Linked DNA regions of Homo sapiens: region 2 is linked to region 1. Evidence: chromatin loops called from intact Hi-C (ENCODE). Cell type or tissue: heart left ventricle. All regions are shown on one strand. Each heading gives the region's core, and the rest is flanking DNA. Links, peaks and the distances in the headings are about the cores only. Region 1 overlaps ASCC1 (activating signal cointegrator 1 complex subunit 1). Region 2 overlaps ANAPC16 (anaphase promoting complex subunit 16).

Region 1 (4,000 bases), core at 1-4,000:
ATCCAAGAGAAAACAACCAATCAATCTAAGCTTCTAACATTATCTTTGGAATATTTACAGCTGAAGGCAGGTACAATCTCTACACAGCGGAAGGCAAATATATCTTCAAGGAAAGAGAATCATTTGATGGCCGAAATATTTTAAAGGTCAGTATGAAGCAGAGTGAATTGGAAATCCTTTGGCACATGTCCTAAATAAGGCAGGAAAACAAGTAGTTCTCCGTATATTTCTTCATACTTCTTCATACTTTTTCTCATACTTTTTTTTTTTAATTATCTAAAGGGAAAGAGAGGAAAAGTAGCTGGTCCTCTTAAGGCTTTGGCACTTCTAGAGTATTTGAAATTGGTGGTTTGTTTGTTTATTTGTTTATCTGAGACAGTGTCTCGCTCTGTTGCTCACGCTGGAGTGCAGTGGTGCAAACACTGCTCACTGGAGCCTTGACCTCCTGGGCTCAAGTGGTCCTGCCACCTCTGTCTCCCAAAGTGCTGGAATAACAGGTGTGAGCCTCTGCACCCTGCCTGAAATTGGTGATATAAGAAACACTTAGGAAAAAAAAAAAAAAAGAAACCCTTAGGTATTCCAACCACTTGGATTCATAGAAATAAGTTGATTTCAACCTAAGTTTTACTCTGTACTTATGAGGTTTGAGCTTGCATTTTTTTTAAGTGGAAAATAATTATTTGTCTTGTTTTAGTAGATTTTTCTCTTTACCCACAAAGTCAATCTCTGCAGTGGCTTTATAAGCCATTTTTACTCAGGAACAGCCTATGTCCTAAAAAGTAGATGGTCCATTTTTGACCATTGAAGCTTTGCCTTTCTGAGTGTTGAATTAATCTATGAAATGTAAGTAAAGGGGTTCTTCAGGATTACATTTGTCTTTCTCTAACAGACTACCCTTCTGTAATATTCATGATTTATGCCTTCTCCATCAGGTTAGCATGCCATTGTTCCTCTGGACAAAGAGAAACATAAGTTGATACTAATGGAGAGGTTTTCATTTCTTCTTTTCACTTGCTCTGTAAGGGTTTAGGTCATTTTCAAGGCTATGGGTGTTTTGCTGAGGTGGAGGAGGGAGTATATGATAACGTCAGAATAGGCTTTAGCTTTAGAAATGCTTTTACTTTTTCTTCCCTATTCCACCCTCCATTCCCTTATGTTGTCTCTTTACAGTTTTTTTGCCAAATGCCTAATGTGACCCCATTGCTTTAATTAATGACATCACTCTTCAGCAGCTGTGACTGCTTACCATGGAGCCCAATAGGGCAGTGTCAGCCATCGTCTCAGGCATTCCCGCACCTGCATTGCAGAGCTATGCTGAGTCCTTCCTTTCCTTGATATGTTTTCTCTTTTTGAGTAGTTTTCTTGTTTTTGAGGTAGCTTTGGGTTTGAGTGGCAGGCTGCTAATGAATTCAGTTGTAGTTAACTTTACTGTTTTTTCCAGGCTACAGCTTCGGTGTGATATGAATCTTTCTCCTCCTTTATCTCCCTTCTTTGGGGATTTTCCAGTATCACAATGAATTACTTTGCTTTTTGTTGTTGTTAATTTGGTTAAGAAAGAAAATAGACTGAATGGGGAAAGAAATCTTTAGGAATGGCTCAAAGCCAACTGGGTTTTCATGGAATTAAAACTGAAGCCTTGTGTGTTGGTACAAGTCAGGTGTGAGGTGCTTTGACATCTGTAAGAGTGGGGTGATGGCAGAGAGCCTGTTGGGTGGCCGTATGAGCAGTGTGGAGCTCTTACCTTGCTATAGAATTTCTCTCATTCTGGAAAGTAAGTTTTCAATTTAACTGCTTTTCCCTGAAATCTTCTGAACCACCCCAGTGATGATATGAATGTAGCTCCCTCTGGTGTTGACAAGGACTTGCTATATCAGTAATACCCTTATTAATTCAAGCCCAATCACTTTTAGAGCTGGACCTAGCTAGGTTCTTGGAGACCATTTAGTCCAATTCCCCACTTTAATCTCTGACATGAAATCTACTAAGGTAAAGTGACTTGCCAGAGGTACCGCTAGTTAGTAGCAGAATCTGAATCAGAAAAGAAAGACTCAAAACTCACAAATTGAGCATTATTTTCTGCTGCCTCCCGTAAAGATGCCCAGTGTTTAGGTAGAGACCATTAGATATTTGAAGTTGGGCATATCTGCCTGATCTGGGATAATGGCCAATTAAAGCTTGTTTCATTAATGGTGGGGCAGTGAGTGTGCCAATTAGTCTAAAACCGTAGCTAGTTAATAATTAGATTTTTGTATCGAATATAATATCAACACTAACAGAAATACTTATTGACTATATACCATCTGCCAGACTATGTGCCTTAAAGATGAAACAGTCATTATGATACAATCCCTGCCTTCTAGGAGCTTCCAGTCCGTGAGGGGTACAGATAGTTAATAGACAATTAGAATATAAAAACCATGGGGTGAGTTATGGACAAGTGCCTTTGACCACAGATAGTTATGATGACGTATCCTTTAGTATAGTATTTAATATTTTACTCCTTAATCACTAGTTCCAGAAAAATAATCTTTCACCTATGTTCAATCAAGAGAATTAGCTTCTTTTTTAAAATAAAAGTAAATGTGGGCTCCAACAGTTACCTCCCACCCCCAACACAGAGGCAGTTAAATATGCTTGTGAAGTAGCCATAGTCCACCCACCTTTTGGCATTACCATGAATGGACACGTCTTTCTCAATTAAAACATGAGAATCCATGGCTCCTGAAGCCCTTAAAATAAAAACAGGATTTAGAAAACCAGTGAACTTCATATATATAGTTTTTGTATGATATGAAATTATTATGCTTAGAAAGAAAAAAAATCAATTTCACTAACAAGATAGGAACTGACTTGGAGTAAACAGAAAGGTTAACTGTATTGGTTGTTAAGGAGCCCAGGCATACGTGTGCAGCATATTAACAGCTGCATAGGCCAAGGATCAGGAATGCTGGTGATGGGAGGCAGCCTTAGAAAAAAAAAATCAACTTCATCTACTATTCAAAGAGAAACAAAACAAGAAAGAAAGTCATTGCTCATTGCTGTAAGAATTTAATGAGTAACAGCCAATTGCTATTCTACTCCATGAAGAAAATTGGTTCTTTTGGCTTGGTATAATATGTGTTCTGGGAGCCTTAGTAAGAAAAAAGAAATCTTTAATGACTGTTGCAGATGGAAGCCACATTTTTCTTTTGTACAGCTTTTTTGAGAGTTGTTGCAGCTGTAATATACTAGTGTCTGGTTATTCCTAGTTAAAAATAAGAAAGTCTTGCCCTAAGAAAGACTTTGAATTAAGAACTGACAACTAGAATCATTCTCCTGTGTTATTCAAACCTGAAAAAGAACAAACATATTTGGTTATGGTGGTTTTTTATGGAAAAGTGCCAGATAGCTCCAAAAGGAGGATGCATGAGTGAAGAAGACCTAGGCCAAATTAATGGGATGGTGTCCCCTCAGAGAGTATCCATTTCTAATCTAAGAGATAGCAAAAAAAAAAAAAAAAAAAAAGATGTTGTTTGTTTAGCCATAGGCAGTGATAAATTTATAATTGGAGAAATCATGCTGACCTAAAGACACACTGCCTGGAAGTAAATGCTCCCTCACTAGCTAGAAGTAAAATGGTCATTAATTGCCAGCTTCTGGGGAGAGAGGTAATGACAGTCTGTTTGGGGTCTTAAGCAATAGAATCAGTATTCCAAGATTGTGCTCTCAGCAGATTGAACCAGGGGTACAATGTTAACTGTTCAAAAGCATAGCTTCTGACTGCAGAGTGAAGAGGAGGCATTAGAGCCCTAGGTTGTACTCATCAGAGAAGGTGATATGGTACAAATAAAGGCACAGTGATATATTTGGGAAAGAATGGAAAGTACTATAGGTCTAAAGTCAGAGGATAGTGTAAAAGTGCCATTTCTTTAGACACTTAGAAATCCTGGAAAATATAAGCCATGTAAAAGGGAGATGAATTTGTACCTTTTCTATTTTATATATAAGAATCTTTTAATTT
Region 2 (10,382 bases), core at 2,730-6,729, 100 kb before region 1:
TTTTTTTTTTTTTTTTTTTTTTTTGAGACAGAGTTTCACCCTTATTGCCCAGGCTGGAGTGCAATGGTGTGATCTCAGCTCACTGCAACCTCTGTCTCCTGGGTCCAAGCGATTCTGCTGCCTCAGCCTCCCGAGTAGCTGGAATTACAGGCATATGCCACCATGCCTGGCTAATTTTGTATTTTTAGTAGAGATGGGGTTTCTCCATGTTGGTCAGGCCAGTCTCGAACTCCCGACCTCAGGTGATCCGCCCGTGTCAGCCTCCCAAATTGTTGGGATTATAGGCATGAGCCACCGTGCCCGGCCTATTTTTTTTTTTTTAAGTTGGAAGTTTCTTCTAATGTTAAAAGAAGAAAGGCTGGGCGCAGTGGCTCATGCCTGTAATCCAAGCACTTTGGGATGCCAAGGCAGGCGGATCACAAGGTCAAGAGATCAAGACCATCCTGGCCAACATGGTGAAACCCCATCTCTACTAAAAATACAAAAATTAGCTGGGCGTGGTGGCGTGCACCTGTAGTCCCAGCTATTTGTGAGGCTGAGGAAGGAGAATCACTTGAACCCAGGAGGCAAAGGTTGCAGTGAGCCGCGATCATGCCATTGCACTCCAGCCCGGGTGACAGTGAGAGACTCCGTCTCAAAAAATAAAAGTCATTTTAAAATAAAATGATCACATTTTCAGGATGTGCCCTATTTTTTTCCAGAGACAGGGTCTCACTCTGTCACCAAGGCTGGAGTATGCCTCCTGGGCTGAAGCGATCGTCCCAACTCAGCCTCCCACGTAGCTGGGACCACAGGCATGCACCACCATTCTCCACTAATTTTTGTATTTTCTTTTTTTAGATATGGGGTTTCACCATGTTGCCCAGGTCAGTCTTGAACTCCTGGGCTCAAGCAGTCTTCCTGCTTCAGCCTCCCAACGTGCTGGGATTAGAGGCATGAGCTACTGCACCCGGCCTGGATGTGCTCTGTTCCTAAAAAAAGTACTCATCCTCTATGCCATAGTGATTTGTGGACTAAAATCCTAGGGTTAGAGGCAATTACAGCTTTTCCCCCTACATAAAGTTTCAATGGAGAAATGGTCTGGAGGGGGAACACAGTTTGTTGATGCAGAAATGAAGGCCTGGTGAGGCCTAATGTAACAGAAAAAGTGTTATCAGGATGTTAGAGTATAGACAGACCAGGAGGTATCGTACAAATACTTGAAGATGATGATGGTAACCAGTGGAGGACAACAGTAAAAGGAGGTTTCAGACAGGAGAGGAAAAAGTAACACAAGAGGAGCAGGAAGCACTGACTCCCTGGAGGACCAACTTTTTTTGTTTTTCAGACAGGGTCTCTGTTGCACAGGCTAGAGTGCAGTGCTGTGATTCCGGCTCATTGCAGCCTCAACCTCCCGGGCTCAAGTGATCTTCCCACCTCAGCCTCCCAAGTAGCTGGGACTACAGGTATGCGCCACCATGCCTGACTAATTTTTTCTTTGTAGAGATGCAGTTTCACCATGTTGGCCAGGCTGGTCTCAAACTCCTGACCTCAAGTGATCCACCCGCCTCAGCCTCCCAAAGTGCTGGGATTACAAACGTGAGCCACTGCACTCGGCCCCAACCTTAAGCCTCAATGTGGACATTATGACTAGATTAAGACCTAGAATGTTCTTTAATTTAGGAAGTCCACTAAAATAGCCTTGCTGAGTTTGGGGATTTTTGTCACAGCCTCATCCACCCCCTAGCAAATTTATTCTCACAGTCAAGTACGCAACACTCATGTGCTTACCATGTTTCACCTGTTTAAGCGTGGATGCCACTTGATAGCTAAAAACAGATTCGCAGAGGAATCTCTCAGAGCCATCTACAAACAAAAGGAGAAAAGGTTTTAATCTGCTCTAAAGGTTTTATGGCTTCTGATAAACCAAGTAAACTTGTCTATTCTTTTCCCTGCTTGTACATTCAGGGTCTAGTTCTCAGTGTTTACAAAGACGGGTTCTGCTTCATTTAGAACTAAGACTGTTATAAAAGCTATTTATTCTATACCTAGAATATTAAAATAGTCCCTCTACTTAAGAGTTTAAAAATAGTGTTTAAAAAAACAAAAACAAGAAACCTCCGTCTGATGTCCTGGTCAACACTTCCCTCCTCCCAACCTGAGAGTTCCTTAATGTTCTCCTGTATGTCAAGCAAACACTGGCAGCTGACACATTTGGCCTTGTGGCTGGCTCCTGTAGTGTCAAAATATAAAGGTTCACCAAAACTCCAAATCATTTTCAGTCTAAAAAACAAAGCTGAGGAAAAAATTGTTGATTTTTAATATATCAAATTACATCACTCTGACAATCACAGAACACTGCTGGGAAATTTCATTCTGTGAACGCAAACTGTAACCTTGATTTTCCAACTGAACCAAAACACTGCAATTTGGATGACGATAAGAGTATGGTGCAAGTTCAGAACCTAGAATTGTACTGGTGCCAAGAACTGCCAACAAGAAGTGGCCAACTCAGTTGCCACAGCACTTGGAAGATGATCATGAAACATAAGCTAGTTCATGTTATTCCTTGTCAGGCAAGGGCTGATACAGCAAAACATATTCTCAAAAATTTACAGCTCACGTAGAAACATTTGATTTTTAAAAAGGTAGCAGAAACCATTTGGGGGATGTACCTTATTGCGAAAATCCTAAAACAAACGGGGAGAGAGGACACAGCTGTCCTTTTTCAGGCAGTACTTCACGTTAGCACTACTAGGCCTCAAGCATTCACCCATCAATCATGGGTTGTTGTGTTGGCCAGGTATTACATGGCAAGCAGACAGGACTAACACATTCTGGCCTCATGCTGAGTTTCACACAAAGGAAACCTTATTTCAGAAGTCACAATAACCAATTAAAAAAAAAAACAACTATAGATACTGTATCCAAAGAGCTTGAATATATAACCAAGAGGGCATCCTTCCAATATCATCTTCAAAGTGATCAAAAAAAAAAAAAAAAGAGAAAAAGAAAAAAATGAAAGTATAATTATTGGGATGTATACTTTTTGTATTCTTCAGAGACAGTGTTACATTCTGTAAATTCAAACTCAGTCTCAAAAAAAAAAGGGGTTTGAATGTCAGCAGTCATTATCCTATTCATATTCTTGCTTAAAAAGTCCAATTATAACTCATATTTTATTTTAGAAAGAGGAAAGCATAGACAATTAGAGTTTACCTCCCAGATGGTTTGATCCTGAACTTTAGGATTACACACAAGGCAGTGGGAATTATAGGCTATAAGGATCAGGCCAAGATGTATATGGAAGCTCCTGAAAGTGCCACCTCTCACTTGCATTTAATCACAGGCACCATTAGGATAAAATAGTTAAGTTGTGATATTTGCATATTTTCCTTGGTAATGAACTTCAAAGCAAAAGGATATAAGCTAAACTTTCAAAAAGGAACCTCTGCATTTCACTCCACCACACTATATGCCTGTGGAACACACTTTTGCTGATTTGCAGCTCCCTATTAACGTCCAAGTCCAATTGCTTCTTAGCCACATCCTATTAGATGTGGTATCAGTACCAGTCTAAAGCCTGGAATTGCTCCAGAACGGAGTCAGCTGGGGGCAATCTCTTCCATTTAGAAACTGTAATCAAACCCTTTGTAACACAGCAGGTAGCAATACATCAGCTTTCCTTGTCAGGGACAAGCACAGGTCATAAACAGGGAAAAGTTTAGTAAATTACCCAAATCTAACACCATAGCCAACTCCAATAAATAAGGATGGTAACAAATACATTAAAAAGAATATTACCTCACAGTAGGCAATTAGACAATGCCAGATAATTTATACTTCAGTGGCTACAATGTCTCTAAAATACAGCCACTGATGGGCTGGAAGGCAGTTTCTAATGTGCTCAGTAATAACTGGGTGAGGACAATTTTGGCCAAGGGCAGGAGAATGCTGCAAACTGCTGTATGCTGCTTATGTGAGGTGTCTGTTATCAGAGAGCAGAGGCACAAAAAAGTTAATTCACAAGGTTAACTACAGGTGATTTGGGTTTACTATCCTAGACTCACAAGGATGTAACATCAAGTTGAACCTTTTGAGATTAAAAACAGCATCCATCCTTGATTCCTAACTGCTTTTGTTCCTTACTCTTGACAGGCAACCCTTCCTGCTCTATTTTCATATCCTTTTTTTTTTTTTTTAAACCAAGTCTCGCTCTGTCGCCCAGGCTGGGGGGCAGTGGCATGATCTCGGCTCACTGCAACCTCCGCCTCCTGGGTTCAAGCAATTCTCTCAGCCTCCTGAGTAGCTGGGACTATAGGCACACACCACGATGCCTTTTTTTTTTTTTTTTTGTATTTTTAGTAGAGGTGGGGTTTCACCATATTGGTCAGGCTGGTCTCGAACTCCTGACCTCAGGTGATCCGCCCACCTCGGCCTCCCAAAGTGCTGGGATTACAGGCGTGAGGCACCGTGCCCGGCCTCTATTTTCATATTCTATTAAACTATTATTGGTCAGGTACATGTGTGTTAGATTTATTGTATAATAGAATAGTATCACCTATAAACATGGTAGAAAATGCTTCCAAATCCAACATCCTTACATTTCAGAGTACTCTTCTCAATTTAATATTCTTGATTTGACCAAGAATATTAAATGGGTTTAGGGGTTGCCATCTCTACATTATTTTTCAGTCTTTAAGTGTAATACTCTTTATATTCTTAAGATTTTAGATTTTTAAAGATTATCTTAATCTTTTTAAGATTTAAGATTATTGGTAAAACTTGAAATGTAAGAAACACAATCAAAACTGTGCACTGTGTATTTATACTTAATATAAATGTATCCTACAACAGAAACACAACACATTTCTCCATGAAGCATATTGAGATGGAATAAAAATGGATAGATCTATAACTCGTTAGAACATCAACATTCAGACTAATCTCAGAAGCCTTTCTTCTTCAATATCTCCACATAATTTGATGTATACTGACAAAGAATGCTGATAGCTTTGAGACTGTGGAGGTACCTCCTGTATTAAATTCCTCTTATAGCTAGAATTTAAATGACTTTAATCTTAGAGCTCCATTGTTGAATATGGATTCTTCTGCTGCTATAAAACTCATTAAGCAATTTAAGTGTCTCCCATTTTTGATTTGTTTTGTGGGAAACTTCCTTAATACTAGGTCTTTGCTGCATATAAATGAAGTCATAATATAGTTTTAGCACCAAATATGGTAACAGGGCCCCAATTGTTCACTACTTCTAACCAGACTCAGTGATACTAACTTGAGTATTTAGTTAACACAATTAAAGAAAATAAAAAGGCAAAGAGAGAAGTACATGTATCACTAATTACATATGCTACCTGGTCATCTACCTCACCACTAGTCATAACCCAAACCAATCCTAGGGAGCTCTATGGTCCCAGAGTCCCCCCGTGGTTTCCTGTCACAAATGATTTTGGGCTTAACCCGTAACTCTTTTTATTATTTCTGATTATTCATCACCCCCAAGGCCAACTATAGTTTGTATCTTTTCTTTTCTTTTTTTTTTTTTGAGACAAGGTCTCCATCACCCAGGCTCGAATGCAGTGATGCGATCACAGCTCACTGCAGCCTCCACCTCCCAGGCTCAGGTGAACCTCCCACCTCACCTTCCTAAGTAGCTGGGACTACAGCCACGTGCCACCACACCCAGCTAATTTTCTATTTTTTCTAGAGACAGGATTTCGTCATGTTGCCCAGGCTGGTCTCAAACTCCTGGGTTCAAGCAATCTGCCTGCCTCAGCCTCCCAAAGTGCTGGGATTACAGGTGTGAGTCACTATGCCTGGCCTATAGTTTGTATCTTTCTCACAGATATTCCTAGATTAGTTTTAAAATATAGTTGTGTAAATTTGAAATATTAAGGCCAGGTGCGGTGGTTCATGCCTGTAATCATAGCACTTTGGGAGGCTGAGGTGGGCAGATCATTTGAGGTCAGGAGTTCAAGCTCAGCCTGGGCAACATGGCGAAACCCTGCCTCTATTAAAAATATTAAAAAAATTAGCCAGGTGTGGTGGTGGGCACCTGTAATCCCAGCTGCTTGGGAGGCTGGGGCAGGAGAATCACTTGAACCCGGGAGGCAGAGGTTGTAGTGAGCCAAGATCGAGCCACTGCACTACAGCCTGGGCAACAGAGCGAGACTCTGTCTCAAAAAAAAAAAAAAATTGCAACACTTAAAGGAAAAAAGATCAATATATAATTAAGCACTAAAATACTAGAATCAAGTAAATTTTGAATCCTTAATAGGTTATTCCCCAAAGCTTTTTTTTTGCTTTTTTTTTTTGAGACAGAGTCTTGCTCTGTCACCAGCCTGGAGTACAGTGGCATGATATCTGCTCACCGCAACCTCTGCCTCCCAGATTCAAGTGATTCTCCTGCCTCAGCCTCCTGAGTAGCTGGACTACAGGCATGCGCCACCACATCCAGCTAATTTTTTTGTATTTTTAGTAGAGACGGGGTTTCACCATGTTAGCCAAGATGGTCTCAATCTCCTGACCTTGTGATCTGCCTGCCTTGGCCTCCAGAAGTGCTGGGATTACAGGCGTGAGTTACTGCGCCTGGCCTCCCAGTGCTTTTTAAAAATTTATTATTACTATTTTTTGAGACAGAGTCTCATTCTGTCACCCAGGCTGGAGTGCCATGGCATGATCATGGCTCAATGCAACCTTGAACTCCTGGGCTCAAACAATCCTCATGCCTTGGCTTCCCAAAATGCTGAAATTTTAGGTTTGAGCCACCACTCCTGGTCCCAATGTTTTTCAAAATATGGAAGACTGCCTTCATGAGAAGGGCCTGGATGCTGGTAAAAAATGGACTCCTGAGCTACACCCTAGACTAATTCAGAAACTCTAAGGTGGGCCCAGAAATATGCATTTTATTTATTTATTTATATATATTTTTGAGACAGAGTCTTGCTCTGTCACCCAGGCTGGAGTGCAGTGGCACAATATTGGCTCACTAAAACCTCTGCCTTCTGGGTTCAAGTGATTCTCCTGCCTCAGCCTCCCGATTAGCTGGGATTACAGACATCGCCACCATGCCCAGCTAGTTTTTGTATTTTTAGTAGAGATGGGGTTTCACCATGTTGGGCAGGCTGGTCTCGAACTCCTGACCTCAGGTGATCCACCCGCCTTGGCCTCCCAAAGTGCTAGAATTACAGGCATGAGCTACAGTGCCTGGCCAGAAATGTGCATTTTAAGTAACCTCTTTGCTCTTCAAATGACATGCTTACAGCCTGTACCCTGATCTTGGCCAGCCAGTCAGCCAATGATGCTGAACAAGATGGTGAATGATTTGATGCAAATCTGGCTTTGGTGCTATAAGAACCACACGGCATCATGCTGCAGTGGGTCAGGAGTCATGTTCACACAAAAGGGCAATGTATTAGCTTTTATTCCCTCTTAGAACCTTTCTGACAGGGTGAATCTATCCGTAGATTAATCACCCTAGAAAAAAATACATCAAACCTACTACCATGGGAGGTAGACAGGTGCCAGGATAAAGCAAACTGGAGTAGGAGGTCAAGAGAATTCCTGGATTCAGTGCTGCCTCTGCGTTTTTTTTTTTTTTTGAGACAGAGTCTCATTCTGTCACCCAGGCTGGAGTGCAGTGGCGAGATCTCGGCACATGGCAACTTCTACCTCCCAGGTTCAAGTGATTCTCCTGCCTCAGCCTCCCCAGTAGCCGGGATTACAGGCGCCTACCACCATGCCCGGCTAATTTTTGTATTTTTAGTAGAAATGGGGTTTCACCATGTTGGCCAGGCTGCTCTCAAACTCTTGGCCTCAAGTGATCCACCTGCCTCAGTCTCCCAAAGTGCTGGGATAACAGGAGTGAGCCACCGTGCCCAGCCCTGACTCTGCCTTTAACCTGGTCAAATCACTTAACTTTTCTGGATCTAAATAACTCTAGATGACTTCATTGATTTCCAAAGTCCTTTTCAGCTCCAAAATTCTGATTCTGGAGCAAGACTTGTTTTTAAAGATACTATTTTGAGATGGGGACAAGAAATGAAATGTGGAGCTGAAATCAGGGCAAACTCATCTTTAATCCACTTAATAGCTTCTTTACAATTAATATGCATTGCAGATCTGAATCCAATTATTCAGAAAGCAGCATGAGATCACCTTCTAACATCTCTCCAGCTCCTTTGGGGTAGGTGAAAAGGGCTTTCCGTGGTGGGGCAAGGTCTGAGACACTGAAACCAGATCCAGTGACAGAACTTCCACTGACCCCACCAGCTGAGGAGGATGATGATGAAGCAGCCATTTCCTCTCTAGCAGAGTTCTTACTTCACTACAGAGAAAGAAAAACAGCAATTGGCAAGTTTATGGAAGTGAGAGTGACAACATTTCATTCTAGCTGCTGTAAGGGCCAGCATACAGTTTTGTAAAGAGTTAGCTCCCCTTTTTTCTATGCTCTCTACTTTCACAATATTTTATTGATGTCTCAGGCCAAAATATCAGTCAGGTTTTGAACTGAAAATATGCTTAAGAATAGTATATCTACTTAAAACATGAATTCCTACCATTAGCGAACTGTTTATGTCAACTAAGATTGACTGTGGGTGATTTATGAGTTATGAAGGGGTGATATGGCAGTGCCAAGGCAGAAATTTGACAGAGGAAATAAGTTATACGAGGATAAAAGCATCACACTTCATAGGACAGTTTTTCTTGGATACATCCTGATCAAGCCACAACAATAAATTATAATATTTTCCAAATAACATTCCAGAATAACACTGTGTTCTGTTCCCAGGGAAGGGGAACTAGTTAGGAAATACATATTGGCTTTCTCATTAAAAATTAACCTTTTGGCCAGGCACGGTGGCTCACGCCTGTAATTCCAGCACTTTGGGAGGCCGAGACGGATAGGTCACCTGAGGCCAGGAGTTCAAGACCAGCCTGGCCAACATGGCGAAACTCTGTCTCTACTAAAAATACAAAAAAATTTAGCAGGGCGTGGTGGTGGACGCCTCTCATCCCAGCTACTCAGGAGGCTGAGGCAAGAGAATCATTTGAACCCGGGAGGCGGAGGTTGCAGTGAGCCTGGGCGACAGAGCGGGACTCTCAAAAAAAAAAAAAAAAAAAAAAAAAAATTAACCTTTTCATCTAAATGTAATACCCAAACTTATCACTTGGTGGCATCCCAAAACTGGAACAAAAAGTTCAGGAAACAATCTTGGAAACCATGGCCTATTATGAACAGAGCACCTACCTGTGAGTGTTTAATCCTATTTCATACCAAAAAATGCAAATGTTAACGAGAAAACTGTACTGAATACATGACACCTTACAAAAGTTCAAAACAAAACCCTCCCTTTGCCACAGAAGCTTACACGACTTTAACAAAAATTCTAAAAAGTGTATATGGTATTTTCTTTCTTTCCTTTTTTAATTTTTTGAGACGGAGTCTCGCTCTTGTCGCCCACGCTAGAGTGCAGTGGCATGATATCGGCTCACCGCAACCTCCGTCTCCTAGGTTCAAGCGATTCTCCTGTCTCAGCCTCCTGAGTAGCTGGAATTACAGGCATGAGCCACCATGCCCAGCTAATTTTTGTATTTTTAGTAGGCACGGGGTTTCACCACGTTGGCCATGCTGGTCTCAAACTCCTGACCTCAGGTGATTTGCCTGCCTTGGCCTCCCAAAGTGCTGGGATTACAGGCATGAGCCACTGCGCCTGGCCTCTTTCCTTTTTTTTTTTTTTTTAAATAGAGACAAGGTCTTGCTATGTTGCTCAGTCTGGTATGTATGTATGTATTTATTTACGGAGTCTCGCTCTGTTGGCAGGCTGGAGTGCAGTGGCGCGATCTCTGCTCACTGCAACCTCTGCCTCCCAGGTTCAAGCGATTCTCCTGCCTCAACCTCCTGAGTAGCTGGGACTACAGGCGCGTGCCACCACGCCCAGCTAATTTTTGTATTTTTAGTTGAGACAGGGTTTCGCCATGTTGGCCAGGATGGTCTCCATCTCTTGACCTCGTGATCTGCCTGCCTCGGCCTCCCAAAGTGCTGGGATTACAGGCATGAGCCATCATGCCCGGCCAGTCTGGTCTTTAACTCCTGGTCTCAAGTGATTCTCCCACCGTGGTCTCCCAAAGTCTCACTGCGCTCAGCCCTCTAACAAGTGTATTTAGTATTTTTTAAAGAAAAAATGGCCGGGTGCGGTGGCTCACACCTGTAATCCCAGCACTTTGGGAGGCCGAGGCGGGTGGATCACGAGGTCAGGAGTTCAAGACCAGCCTGGCCAACATGGTGAAACCCAATCTCTACTAAAAATACAAAAATTAGCTGGGCATGGTGGTGCGTGCCTGTAATCCCAGCTACTTGAGAGGCTGAGGCAGGAGAATCGCTT

Evidence for each region. Peaks named below come from ENCODE experiments on the same cell type or tissue, not always from the same donor. Only the 100,000 strongest peaks of a DNase experiment are listed, where the experiment ranks them.
Region 2: a loop joins it to region 1, with 2.7 times the contacts of the local background. A loop is called at or near these places in 58 of 110 quality-filtered maps.

The regions. Positions count from the first base shown.
Region 1 is chr10:72,124,228-72,128,227 of GRCh38, reverse strand. ASCC1 (activating signal cointegrator 1 complex subunit 1) reads left to right here. Exons shown (of 10, transcript NM_001198800.3): 9 at 61-146. Among named protein-coding and RNA genes, the nearest start is that of SPOCK2, 38 kb to the right of the region's middle. In heart left ventricle, for the core only: a CTCF peak has its summit at 1,844 (motif pointing left); no DNase peak of the experiment used is centred there; H3K27ac peaks cover 1,107 bases.
Region 2 is chr10:72,221,829-72,232,210 of GRCh38, reverse strand. It overlaps ANAPC16 (anaphase promoting complex subunit 16), which reads right to left. Exons shown (of 4, transcript NM_173473.4): 2 at 8,155-8,323; 3 at 1,771-1,845. The coding sequence starts at 8,296. Among named protein-coding and RNA genes, the nearest start is that of ASCC1, 11 kb to the right of the region's middle. In heart left ventricle, for the core only: no CTCF peak of the experiment used is centred there; no DNase peak of the experiment used is centred there.